Linked DNA regions of Homo sapiens: regions 1, 3 and 4 are each linked to region 2. Evidence: chromatin contacts called from ENCODE Hi-C or POLR2A ChIA-PET data. All regions are on one chromosome and are shown on one strand. The core of a region is the stretch at or near the end of the contact, and the rest is flanking DNA. Distances in the headings are between cores, read along the strand shown.

The links. A loop is a pair of places that touch in the nucleus more often than their neighbours do. ChIA-PET counts read pairs that join two places held with the same protein, here RNA polymerase II (POLR2A). Pooled maps may share reads with other maps.
Region 1: a loop to region 2 is called in a map with no recorded cell type, with 2.6 times the contacts of the local background. The contact joins two enhancer-like sites. A Hi-C loop is called at or near these places in 1 of 37 single-sample maps with no recorded cell type and 1 of 50 pooled maps. POLR2A ChIA-PET finds 5 or more read pairs at or near these places in 1 of 52 experiments (OCI-LY7).
Region 3: a map of GM12878 shows a loop between it and region 2 (3-fold over the local background). The contact joins two enhancer-like sites. A Hi-C loop is called at or near these places in 1 of 168 maps with a recorded cell type or tissue (GM12878), 2 of 37 single-sample maps with no recorded cell type and 4 of 50 pooled maps.
Region 4: a pooled map shows a loop between it and region 2 (4-fold over the local background). The contact joins two enhancer-like sites. A Hi-C loop is called at or near these places in 3 of 37 single-sample maps with no recorded cell type and 2 of 50 pooled maps.

The regions. Positions count from the first base shown.
Region 1 is chr13:111,120,939-111,123,959 of GRCh38, reverse strand. The region is part of intron 1 of ARHGEF7 (Rho guanine nucleotide exchange factor 7); the gene reads right to left. Among named protein-coding and RNA genes, the nearest start is that of ARHGEF7-AS2, 6.8 kb to the right of the region's middle. Within about 2 kb of position 1,704, at least 3 of the 41 ENCODE cell types and tissues checked have a DNase peak (open chromatin) inside an H3K27ac peak, as active enhancers do.
Region 2 is chr13:110,470,070-110,473,185 of GRCh38, reverse strand. COL4A2 (collagen type IV alpha 2 chain) reads right to left here. Exons shown (of 48, transcript NM_001846.4): 29 at 36-257. Among named protein-coding and RNA genes, the nearest start is that of COL4A2-AS2, 8.3 kb to the right of the region's middle. RefSeq lists enhancers at 1-222, 951-1,090, 1,211-1,260, 1,271-1,510, 1,581-1,680. Within about 2 kb of position 1,250, at least 11 of the 41 ENCODE cell types and tissues checked have a DNase peak (open chromatin) inside an H3K27ac peak, as active enhancers do.
Region 3 is chr13:111,044,813-111,048,229 of GRCh38, reverse strand. No RefSeq gene overlaps it. Among named protein-coding and RNA genes, the nearest start is that of LINC00368, 49 kb to the left of the region's middle. RefSeq lists enhancers at 1,041-1,100, 1,121-1,290, 1,074-1,368. Within about 2 kb of position 1,554, at least 6 of the 41 ENCODE cell types and tissues checked have a DNase peak (open chromatin) inside an H3K27ac peak, as active enhancers do.
Region 4 is chr13:111,163,327-111,166,807 of GRCh38, reverse strand. The region is part of intron 2 of ARHGEF7 (Rho guanine nucleotide exchange factor 7); the gene reads right to left. Among named protein-coding and RNA genes, the nearest start is that of ARHGEF7-AS1, 17 kb to the right of the region's middle. Within about 2 kb of position 1,452, at least 2 of the 41 ENCODE cell types and tissues checked have a DNase peak (open chromatin) inside an H3K27ac peak, as active enhancers do.

The DNA of each region.
Region 1 (3,021 bases), core at 455-2,954, 650 kb before region 2:
GAGAAGAAACATACAAGTGGAAAGGTCAGCAAATGAGAGACTCAACCCAGCAGGCCTGGCAGCCGCAGGGGCAGGGGGCGGGGCCGGGGGGGGGGGGCGCAGCCCACCAGCCAACGATGGCCAGTTACCAGCCGCTCTGGAGCTCCGTTTCCTAATCTGAAAATGGGGGCGATCCTGTCACCACCTCCCTTATAGGGTGGTGAGGAGGGTTAAATCCATTATTATGGGCAAAGTCCTTAGAACAGTGCCTGGCATACAGTATGCACTCAATAGATATTATCTCTGATTAGTCTTAATAAGATTTCTAAAAAATGAGAATAGAGAAAATACTAGAGAGGAAATTATCAAGGAAATAAAGGATATAGAGGGTATTTTAAACAAAGGTACAAGCACTCTTGTGATTGGGATGGACTGTATTTACATATATCGGCATGTCCCCTAGTTAAGAATGGCACGGGCATGTATGTGTGTGTGTGTGATTTGTTATCTATGGCCATGGTAAACCTCAGTGGCTGGCTTGAGTCAGCCTGGTCCGGGCCTGCTGGTGCAGCTGTGCCTGCTCTGGGCAGGGCAGGCAGCTTGCTGACCCTGGCTGGGCTCTCTTCAATGTTTGAGGTTGGCTGGCTGTGGATAGGTCCAGGATGGCCTAGCAGGGACAACTGAGTTCTCCTCCATGTGATCACACCCCACCAGCACCCAAGCCCTGGGGTCTCCTCGGAGGTAGACACAGGGCCTGAGAGAGTGCAGAAAAGTGCAAGCCTTTCCAAGGCCTGGGCTAGGAACTAACACTGGCCACTTCTGCCACAGTCCATTGGCCAAAACAAGTCACAGCTCAGATTCAAGAAGTGAGGAAGCAGACTCCTACCTCTTGATGGAGGCGCTACAAGGTCACTTTGCCAGGGGCATGGGAGGGTTGGAGAATTGGGGCCACTTCTATCGTCTACCCCAACCCTTCTCCACTCTGCTTTGTGTCCTGGGAGGCTGACCTCTATACACAGTATCCCAGGGCCGCCTCCCAGCACAGGCCTTGGAGCCATTTGCTTAGACTACAGTGTGAACGGTTCTCCCAAGACCGGGCAGTACACAGCTTACACAACCACATGCAGGTGCCCTCAGTGAAGCCATCTGCAAAAGGAGGCGTCTGGGCTGGATGACTCTACATTCCTTCATCCTGAGAACTCACAAATACTTTATACCCAAGATCCTAGCATTTCTCTTCTGACCTGCCTGAAGAGGTGGTATGGCTGGCATCCATGCGTGCGCTTCCATGCGTGTGATTGGGTCACTAGCACGCACACAATAGGAACCTGGTAAAAGGGATGATTAAATGAATTCACATACATGTGTTTGAAATACACTGTGCACACATTCCATTTCAGTTCCCCTCACCGCCTCGCCTTGAGACCCCAGCAGACATGACACCATCCTGCAAAAACAGAGTTGAGAACTGCCAGCCTGGTGCATCAAACCTTAAAAATTCAAAGCTAAAGTTAGAAATATAAAAACATCAAGAGATTAATTCTCCTACCCTAACTTGACAGAACTGATAAAGGAGGGAGAAGTCAGAAGCTGTACCCGGGAAGCAGTCGGACCGGGGCGGCCCCAAAGCCCTCTCTCTGCAGACACCAGGTGGGGCAGGCTGGCCCTCACTTCCCATCTCTGACTCCCGGCCCTGCTGATGCATGAAACTTTATATAAGCGAAACCTGAGTCCACCCGCTCAGCCCTCCCGCTCCCCAACCAGCAGCTGTGTGCACTCAGCAGCTGCGCCCAGATCTGGCGCTGACCAGAGGGCCCTGGAAGCCACGTTCAGCAGGCCCACCAACCCAGACAATGGTGGTCTGTCCAGAGTGGGATGCAGAGGCTGCCAGCCCCCGAAAGTTGCAAGAGTCTGCCCTGTTGTGAGAATTAACCCGTGTTCCTGGATTTGGATGGCTCTGAGGTTCAAATCTTGGCTTACAGTCTTCTGGACACGATGGGGAAGGTTTTCAGTGTCAATCAACAAAACAGTAACTACTGCGTACTGAGGAATGACTTTGTGCCCAGCACATCTACTCATTTACCCTGGTAATGACCTCACTGCCCCCACCAGTGGATATCATTCATCTCATTTTTAGGAGGAAGAAACTAGGACTCCGAGAGGTTAGACAGGTGCCGGAAGTCACAGAGCAAATGGCTGCGGGAACAAAGCCAGGTGTGCCTGACTCTGAAGCACGCAGAGGACCGGGTCTCCCAGTGTCTCCAGGCAGGGACCCGTGGGTTCGGGGGATGCCAGTCCTCCCATCTCCCAGCGATGCACGTGGTAGAGTTGCGTGCCCAAAGGGATGATGTGCCTCTGCCACCTCCCTCGTGCAGTGAGAGACGCGTGGGCGTCAAGCCTACACAAGACTCCAATCCAAACGGCTAAAATCCACCCTACACAAGAACAAACGGCTCTGCCCCCACTCACCTCACAGCCCCCATCGCCTCCACTCTTTACATTTTAGAGTGATCAGTGGCCTCTAAAGGGAGAGAGATGTTCGTGTGTACATAGTACTTGAATTTTAAAAGTGTGTGTGGTGTAGATGCACACAGTTTGAAATCTTGGACTAAGTGGAAATCTGGTAAGCCCTACAGAGTAGGGAAGCCCAGAAACTACAGTGAGTTATTGGATGGTACAGGAACACGGAACACACGTTCTGCGGCCGGGGAGAAAGGCCCAGACACAGACTTCTGCAGGAGCTTCTGCAGGTTCCCCCAGGGCAAGGGGCCCTACCCTGGGTGCCTTTGGGGTCTGTCTACTGAAGGGCAGAGCTGCTTCCAGATGTCCCGAGAAGTGAGACACCTGCAGTGGCTCCAGGCACTCCTGAGGGCTCCCACTCTGCCCCTGTGGCCGGTGACCTGAGCCAGCCCCTCCAGTCCTCACTTTTGTCCCCCCTGGGTGCTCAGTTACACTGCTGCCTCCGTCTCCTTTCCTGATCTGGTTTGTAAATTTCTGAAGGCAGTGGTTGCGAATCTTCCCCTAAGTTCAGTATAGGTGGCA
Region 2 (3,116 bases), core at 1-2,500:
GGATGGGGCCCCCGGCTCCCCGATGGGGCACTCACCTCTGAATCCAGGGGGGCCTCTGTCTCCGGGAAGGCCTTTAAGCCCAGGCTGTCCAGGCACACCAGCATCTCCCCGTGGCCCGGGCTGAGCTCCCAGGACTTCTCCAGGGAGGCCCCTTTCCCCAGGGGGCCCATCTGGCCCTGGCAGGCCGATGGGACCTGGGGATCCATCTGGGCCAGGGAGGCCCACTGCACCTTTGGATCCTCGGGGTCCTATGAACCCTAAAAGGAAACATGGGTGGGCCCCAAACCACAAGTTAGCATGGTGACGTTCTAAGAGAAGAGTCAAAAAGAGGCTGGAAACAGCAAAAATTTGGCTATGGGGTCCTCAGAAGGCATTCCTCAGCTCGAGCCCTTGTCCCTGTCGCCCTTTTTGGAACCTACAACCTTCGCCATGTCGTTCTGTTGGTTATGTTTCTTCTGCTTGCCCCGCCATTCGGCCCCCCAGCCCTAAAACTGAGTGAAGGTGGACAAGCCAACAACGCCTCCTTGGACCTCGATTTGCATAATTCATGGGTTCCCCTGCTTTGCAAATAAGCCCCAAAGAATAGCTTTTTGTGGGACCTTCTAGGTTGTGCTGAGTGAGGAACAGCACTTCGGGATGGAAAATCCCAGGGAGGCAGGAACGAACAGGGCCGTCAGAGCCAAAACGCTGCCTGCCGTAACATCTCCCTGGTAGAAACCCGTCACTGTCGGTTGGGAAACGCTTCAAAGAGGAACGACACCCCTCTGTTGTATTGACCATGAAAATCATCAAGTCCCAATCCCAGCACTTTGGGAGGCCGAGGCGGGTGAATCACGAGGTCAGGAGATCGAGACCATCCTGGCTAACACGGTGAAACCTCGTCTCTACTAAAAATACAAAAAATTAGCCAGGTGTGGTGGCGGATGCCTGTAGTCCCAGCTACTCAGGAGGCTGAGGCGGGAGAATGGCGTGAACCCGGGAGGCGGAGCTTGCAGTGAGCCAAGATCGCACCACTGCACTCCAGCCTGGGCGACAGAGTGAGATTCCATCTCAAAAGAGAAAAAAATAAAAAGAAAAAAGAAAATCATCAAGTCCCATCTGCGGATGGAGGGAAGGCAGCTGTCCTGTGTCTTTTGTGGGTGCCACTGGATAAAATGATCTCATCAGGTCACTTCCTTTTTCGGTGCAGTCAGCCCTGACATGGCCTCAGAATGAACTCCCACAGCTGACAGTCACGCAGTGCTCAGAAGGAAAGGCTTCTGAGGTCACCACCACCCCCGCTGTGCATGCAGGAGAGAAGCCTGCAACGATGAGACTGGCAGGTGATTCTGTGGGACAAGATCAAGTACACGGCAGGCTCGGCACTCCTATGTATGGATACGGAAAAGGGAATGTTTTCTGTGTTCTGTGGGGTGTATCCCACCAAAAAGATCCAATGAGCAGGGCCCGGGGACCTCCTGGGCCGGTAAAGCCATCACTGCCTGGGAGCTGGGAGTAACTGGAATACAGAATAAAGGATCTGGATTAACCTGACGTTAATCAGCTAGACCGTACTCAGAGTTTTAACGGTGTGATTTACTCACAATGAAGAGACATGACTTTCACTGGCAATGTTACAAACTGTACCCAGGGAGCCATGCACTTGGGTTTGCATGTGTGGGTCTTAGATCTGGAATAGACTCTCTGATTTTTGCAATCCTTGAATTGGGCATTTTATCCTCTTCTGCATGTGGCGACAGAAGGGCAGTATATTTCAGCACCATAAAAAGTGACATGCGTTTCAGAAACTGATCAGTTCCTCAATCACCACCCACCCCCAGCCTGCCCCAGCCTCCCTGTTCATGACGTAAGGGCTCACATTTGATGGTGGAACAGGCTCCCAACTCACGTGGGCAACTGTCCAAATCACCTGATAATGGGTGCATCCCATCCATTCCCCCCTACAGGGGAGCCCCGTGTGGCGTTCACGCACACATGGCTGGGCACTCCAATCACAATTACCAGAGAACTTTCATACTCACAGCAAGAAGCTGTTCAGGAATTATTATCCTTCTCTCAAAATCATGAATGCTTAAACTTAGTATATATGAAATCATGAGAGTGGCAATGTTACACTTCTAAATATTTAGACACTTCCAGCAGGGCAACAAAACCACAGAGACCAACCCCTGGGGCAGAGGCATGGAGACTTCCTTTGCTTCATTCGAATGCAGAGTTGTTTTTACCAGGGCCTTGATACAGACACAGGAAGCCTGCTTCCCAATTTTGCAAAACATGGAGAAACGCATCATATGAAAGGAAACAGGGTCAGGGTTTGGAACAATCCCTACGGGCTGCAACACAAAATTCCGAAAGATACCATCTATCAGGGACGGACAGACACTTCTGCATTGAGGCTTAAATCAGCTATCTGAGTGGAGGTCAGGGGAGGGGCAGGGTTCAATTAGTCTTCACTGGGAACATTTGCAAGATGTTCAACCTAAGGGCGCAACAGTCCCGATGTTCTGTGTGATATTCCAGACATGGGGAGCGCTTTATTCAGTTTCTAGAGCCCAGTTGGAAAAGAATCCTGATAAGTGGGGGTCCTAGAAGGTTGCTCAGAATTCCAAGGGCATGGAACGATGTCATTAAAAGAAAGTATGTGTTCCCGGGGTCAGTTCTGCCTGTTCATGAGACGTCTGTGGGAGATGTGGCCGCCTCTCTCAGGGTGTGTGGTTATGAGGAAGTCAACTGTGTGGCTCAGGAACAGCCCGGTGAGAACTCCCTGGGAGGCAGGCTGTATTCCAGGGAGGAACTTTCTAGCAACAAGAGGGTTCCAATGTGCCACAGGTTCTAGGTGACAAGTGGGACTCCAGCAGAGGCTGCAGGAACCTGCCCAGGACCCTGTGGAAGGATGTTTCATCTCGGGTGGAAAGTTGTCCACAATGGCTTCCATGGTTTCATTAGACAAACACTATTGAAGATGTGTGCGGCCTGGCACAGTGGCTCACGCCTGTCATCCCAGCACTTTGGCAGGCTGAGGCGGGCAGATCACCTAATGTCAGGAGTTTGAGACCAGCCTGGCCAACATGGTGAAATCCCCGTCTCTACTGAAAATACAAAAATCAGCCAGGTGT
Region 3 (3,417 bases), core at 305-2,804, 570 kb before region 2:
CCTGGGTCTCCCTAACTGTACATATTGTGAAACACAAATCCTATTCCTAAGAAAGAGGGAAAGCTGAAGACTTTTCAGAAACTTTTTTTTTTTTGAGATGGAATTTTGCTCTTGTTGCCCAGGCTGGGGTGCAATGGCGCGATCTCGGCTCACTGCAACCTCTGCTTCCCAGGTTCAAGCGATTCTCCTGCCTCGGCCTCCTGAATAGCTGGGATTACAGGTGCTTGCCACCACGCCCGGCTAATTTTTTTGTATTTTTAGTAGAGACGGGGTTTCTCCATGTTGGTCAGGCTGGTCTTGAACTCCCAACCTCAGGTGATCTGCCCACCTCAGCCTCCCAAAATGGTGAAACTCATATTTTAAATAACAAAGTAGAGAAGATATAGACACAGAGCTTAGATTCATCATGCCATACTTTGCATTTTCTTACCTCATTTCTATGTTTACAACCAGATTTTGACAATGAATTGGTATTTTCCTGTACATAGATAATAGATATTATTTTCTATTTCATGTACAGTCAATTCATGAACAAAAGCAACCAAAGTGGTGACTGGGCTTGTGTTCTGTTGTCTGTTTACTTAGTGATCATTTAACGAGTCCTGATTGAGGACCTACTGCATGCTGAGTGCAGAGCCAGAGCTGTGGACAAGACAGTGGGCGAGGTGGCCCAGCCTGCGGGGCTGTGGACTAGAGGGTGGGCGAGGTGGCCTGGCTGTGCCCTCACCAGCCCATGTTTTACTCCCATTGTGCCTTGCACTTCCCTTTTCAGTTCTCACTTTTCTTTTCTTATTTCTCGTGTAAATTAAGTGTCTTAAAAATTAATAATATTATGTCATATTTTATGTAATCTGAGGCAATTCACTACTTCCTGGTCTTCAGTTTATTTTAATGCAAGAGTTAGCAAGATAATTTCTGAATTTGACTGTAGAATCATCTAGGGGCATCTTGGATCATTTATTTCATATTTGATATGAAATGCAGTTGCATAAATACAGGTGACTGGACAAGTAAAGAGATTCAATGCAGTGGTTTCCATTTTATGGAGCAAGAAGGAAATAGCAAATAAACTGTTATAATCAACATCTTTCAGTTTCAAATTTCTGCTTACTCTTAAGGCAGTGAGATGAAGTAAAAGATGGCTGAGCCCTGTGCTGCCACAAGGGGAGCTTAAAAGGGGTGAGTCATTGTCATGTGGACTTCGTTCTAAAAATATGGGGTGACACCCCCACATCAAAACAAAGAGACCCAGTAAATAGAGAAAACGGAAGCACCAATGAAGTCATGTCTCTGAATCTTCTCTCAACACATACTTGAGGAAGAAAGTGCACCAAGTGTTCCAAGGTGACCTAAGTTAACCGGGGGCTGTTTGGGGTCTTAGTGAAGAATCCTAAAACATGAATGGAAGGGTCATGTGCCAGGGATGTGGGAGTGAGAGCAGCTGCGACAGCTGCAGCTTATGATGGGACAGCTGTCCCACCAGAACCAAGTCTGCAGAGGCCCAGGAGGTGCCCCTGTTGCACGTGGTCCCGTTGAGCAAGAGCAGGACAGCAGGATGGGCCAGAGCCATGGCCGGTAGTCAGAACCACACCACCAGCTGCAAACACAAACCCAGTGAGCGGACCCCTGGTGCTCGCACCGTGTTCAATAATATCATTACTCTTTAGATGGCTCTTCTATTCCACAGTGCTTCTGAGAGCATAGTTTGTGTACTACGTTATGCTGGGAACAGCCAGGGGTAGGAGGGGGTTCTGTTGGCTGCTGAGTGTGTCTGTTTCACTTATGCTCCCCAGACCTGGGGAAGGAGCCACAAGATGGGGATCTACTGGGCCCGCTGGGAGACAGACTGGAGCTAAGGCTTCAGTGACCACCTGACCTCCATAAGCCCCTACTCTGATTGGGGGCCACAGACATTTTGGTCCTTCTGGAATCAGAGTCAGTTAAGAACCAGAGTCCAATAGCCCTGGAAAGTTCTGATTATTTCCTTTCCCGTGCACAGTGACGTGGGTGAAAGGCTGTCCCTTTTGGGGGGTCTGGGAGAAAGAGTAACAATACAAACTCTGGGAAGAGAGTGGGGTCCTTCCTTGGGCTTCTTCTTTGAGGGCTCTGGATCTGTCAGCTGGCTCAAGTCTGTTTGGGAATTGTTTTAGGGGCAGCAACACTCTGCTTTTATGATTCAGAGTAGGCTTTCATTCACTTGGCCTAGAACTTCTCTGTTTATGTAGATCAAGAAGGAATTGAGTAGGCTTCCCTCCGTTTCCCTTCTAGGAACACCACCATCACCAGCCAAGGCCACGGGGCCCTGGGAGCCATCCTCCCCTGGCTGCTGCTTGGCCTCTGCTGTGCCTGTGGGCACCACCCCACCTTGAAACCATGTTCTGATGGTTCTCGCTGCCCTTAGCTTTCCGGCGGTGGCTGTGGCTCTGACTGTGAGGTCTGGGCTGCAGAGAAGAGCTCTGCAAGGGTGTAGATCCCCTCCCAGGTTTGCTATCACAGTCAGGTAGGGTTTCCAGACTCTCCCAGGATAAGCAAGTCTTGCATGGCAATCCTCTCTGCTGGTCCACTCTCCCCTTGCTGCTGTGAGCTGCAGCTTCTTTCACAGCATCCTCTCCCCTCACTGCTGTGAGCTGCAGTTTCTTCCACAGCATCCCAAGACAGGTTACACACTGACTTCATTTAGGACGGGGCACCCCTAGGCCCATGTTTTAGCCAGCAAGCCCCAGAGCCCTTTCTGCCTTAAACTAGAACACGGATTCTGCAATCCCCACATAGTGAACACACACCCATGGGTTCAGCCTGGCTCAGCATCACCCACCATCACCCCATGCCCTCACTGTCCACCCCCATGAAGATTCCCCACTCCCGTCGTGCAGATGGGAAGAGTCACATGGTCCCTTTGGCATGGCCCCTCCTCGCAGGCCCTACTGGGGTTGGCCTGGCTGCAGATGTAGATGCAGGGAGTGCTGGGGCACCCCGGGAGTGTAACAGAACCCACGTTTGTTCATAGAGGGGGCCCCGGGAGTGTAACAGAGCCCACGTTTGTTCATAGAGGGGGCCCCGGGAGTGTAACAGAGCCCACGTTTGTTCATAGTGGGGGCCCCGGGAGTGTAACAGAGCCCACGTTTGTTCATAGAGGGGGCCCCGGGAGTGTAACAGAGCCCACGTTTGTTCATAGAGGGGGCCCCGGGAGTGTAACAGAGCCCACGTTTGTTCATAGAGGGGGCCCCGGGAGTGTAACAGAGCCCACGTTTGTTCATAGAGGGGGCCCCGGGAGTGTAACAGAGCCCACGTTTGTTCATAGAGGGGGCCCCGGGAGTGTAACAGAGCCCACGTTTGTTCATAGAGGGGCCCCCTGCCGAGGACGCAGACTGTGCCCCTGCCTCTCCAGGACCTGCATGCACGCCCCCCTCCAAGTGC
Region 4 (3,481 bases), core at 203-2,702, 690 kb before region 2:
CAGGCCGCATCCCTGAAGTCCAGACCTGATCTTCACTGAGGCATCTCACAGATATCCTGATGGAGCATGTCTGAAGCTGAGTGCCCACATCTGGCCCTGCCAGACTTCCCCATCCCAAAGACAACTTCTTCTAACTGCTCAGGCCAAACCCTTGGTCCTCCTTGACTCCTCTCCTGCATACCCCATCTAGTCCATCTGTAAATCATCTCATCTCTACCCTCTTGATAAAAACTAGAATTCAGTCTCTCCTGCTACCTATGCTGACGGGACTGTGGTTCCAGCCACCATCACCTGGGAGGTCACCCGGATTGGTGCCATCCTGTCCTCTTTGGTTTCCGTGCTTTTGCCCTTGAGTCTTTCAGTCTATACTCAAAACACAGCCAAAATGATCCTGTTAAAACTTACATCACATCCCTTCTCCCCTCTGCCCAAACACCCTCAGAGGCTCCATATCACTTGGAGGAAAAGACAGGACCTACAGGACCACCTGATCTCGCTCCCCACGACTCCCTGGCCTCACTTCCTATTATTCCCCATCTCTTCCAAGGGTCATGGGTTTCATTCTAAGACATTAGGTAAAATCAGAGTCAGGAGGAAAATGACCAAAATCAGCCTTGCGTTTCAGAAAAAAACAGTCTGGAGAAAAGCAAGGATAGACTGGCCAGGAGCTGCTGCAGTGATCCAGGTGAGGGATGTGGACAGCCTGGGCTAATGGTGGTGGGCAAAGAGAAAAGCCAAGATTCTGGGGTTAGTAAAAGGAAGATGAACCAGATGTGACAGATGATTAATGGCAGGGAGTGGGGACTCCAACTGCCAGAGGCTTTCCTGGAGGCTGGTCTTTAAGGCCACTCTACCACCATTGTTCTCCCCAGCCCTAATCTCACCCTTTAATCTACAAAATATCCCTCTCAAACCATCTAGTTCAATCAGCCAAGCATGAAGAACCTCAGGGACAACTAATTTCCATTTGAGTCTCATGAGAACTTACACATATGAGGCCATCCACTCTGGTTTCTATTTGCTAGAAAATGAGAGACTATGCAGAGCTGACCACTGAATCCCTCTCTTGTGCCACGAACTCAGGAGCACGAAGCCCTCAGCTGTACCGCTGTGCAGGACACTTCCTTCTGCCTCTACCCTGGCTATACTGAGTCGGTTCAACAGACTACAGCTAATGAAGACCAAATTCACAGTTGCTTTATCAAGGGGAAGGGATGCAGATAAACAAACCAGAACGCTTGTTCCTCCAAGCCTTCTGGTTGTGGGTAGCAGAGAATACACAGAAACTTAGTATTTTCACGTTAGGCAAAACTCAACTGCATTGTCACGGTGGCAAAACAGCCTCACTGCTTTACTGCACGTGTTAAGTGCTGCCAGTACTTGCTGAACAACCAGCGGAGATACAAGTGATGCAACTCTTGGGTGAGACCAACTGACCAGCTGCACTGGAAAGACTTACCCGGCTGCCCACATGGGCCAGGCATGAACATCTACTAAGGGATCTGTGTCCCATGTCAAGGGCCAAAAAGGGAGAGGAATCTGGGGCTAAGTCCTATTATTAAACTGGTAGCTCATCTAGAAAGTAGCTGCATCACTGACTCACACAATTCAGGCTTTGAAGGAACCTTACAAGTATACAGTCCCAGTGCCCATCCTCTGGCTAGTTAGACGTAATGTGAGTAGAAAGTTCTCTCCAATTCCTTGGAGAGGATCTTCCCCTCCACTCAACCCCTACATGTTCTCTGATTGGTAAGTTCAAGCTGACTCCGACTTCCCATCCTTTTATCATCCCAACACTGGAGAGGATGGCTTTCCCAAAAGGATCCTTTAGAAAAACAAAACCCATAGCCAATATTATCACGGGTCCTTATCACTGACAGGTAAAATGGTGGCTGCCTTGGAAGCTGTGGCAATTTTTAATGCATGAGAGACAACAAATTATCTTAACTTCCTATCAGGAGGAAGTACTTTAAGCAATTCTTTAGTAGCAGGGATTGTTGAGGGTTATTCTTATCCCGATTCCGCTTGCCTGGGGTCACGGATGCAATCGTGTGAGGAAAATGGTGGTAACAACTTGAGACAGCTACTTTCAAACCGGGTTAACACACACTTCATAATGGGGCCTAGGCCATAATAGGCACTCAGAAAATGCTGTTTAATCCTGTTATTGATCACAGACCTCTAAGAACAATACCAGCAGGCTAGACCAAGTACTCAATTGCAGGGTCCAGCACGAATTGGAAATGCAAAGCTCCTTATCAAAAAATTCTTAAGAGTTTCTGATGGCAACAGCAGAGCATGAAACCAAGCACAGGGCCCTGTGTGGCAACACTAGTCGCACACCCACGAGGCAGGCCCTGTCACCAGGTAAGTTCTCCTGAGAACTTGCCCATGGGCCTTGCCAGGAGTCAGCCTAAGAGTATTGCCTTGATGTTGTCAAACACCTCACCTAATGCCACACTAGGCAGCAGCATGCTTGTATGAAGAACCCAGCCAGTGGAGTGGATGCATCTCAGTTCAAATTCCGCATCTCTTCACTGGCTGAGCCGGGACCTGTGACTTCTGAACCACTTCAAGTCTCAGCCTCCTGATCTGCTAAGTGGGGAACTGCCATCTTCTCTGCAGGGCATCGTGAGGTTTCAACAAAACAGTACAAGGAAAATGCCTAGACACACAATTTGTTCTCAACAAACCTGGGTCCCATTTCATTTCAAAGATCACCGTATTTCCCCAGCCTCTTAAATAATCCAAACGCAACACGCAATACGGGGGCCACTCACAGATGGGCTGCTGAGCAACTGAAATGTGGCTAATACAAACCGAGATGTGCTGTGGCCATAACAAATTCCAACACGATTTTATAGACTTAATGTGAAGAAACTAAAATACCTCATTAATATGTATCAATTACATGTTGAAATAATTTTATGGATACACTGGGTTAAATAGAATGCATTATTAAAATTAACTTTAGGCCAGGTACAGCGGCTCATGCCTATAATCCCAGCACTCTGGGAGGCTGAGGTGGGAAGACTGCTTGAGCCCAGGAGTTAGAGATCAGCCTGGGCAACATGGCAAAACCTCATCTCTACAAAAAAATACAAAAATTAGCCAGGCATAGTGGTGCATGCCTGTAGTCTAAGGTACTTGGTGGGGTGGGGGCTGCAGTGAACCATGATCACGCCACTGTACTCCAGCCTGGGTAATAGAGTGAGACTCTGTCTCAAAAATAAATAAATAAATAAATAAATATTTAAAAATGAAAACTAAAATTAACTTTGCTTCACTTTTTTAAAGTAGTTACTAAAAAACTTAAAATCGCATCTGTGGCTCCCAGTATATTCCTACTGCACAGTGCTGATCTAGACAAAGAAGACATTCCAAAGATCTGAAACGAAGGGGGAAGTCTAGCTGTCTACACTAGAAAAGCAGCCTGGATAACCAGAACACTTCATGTTCACCCAGCAAGACAGTACAGCAA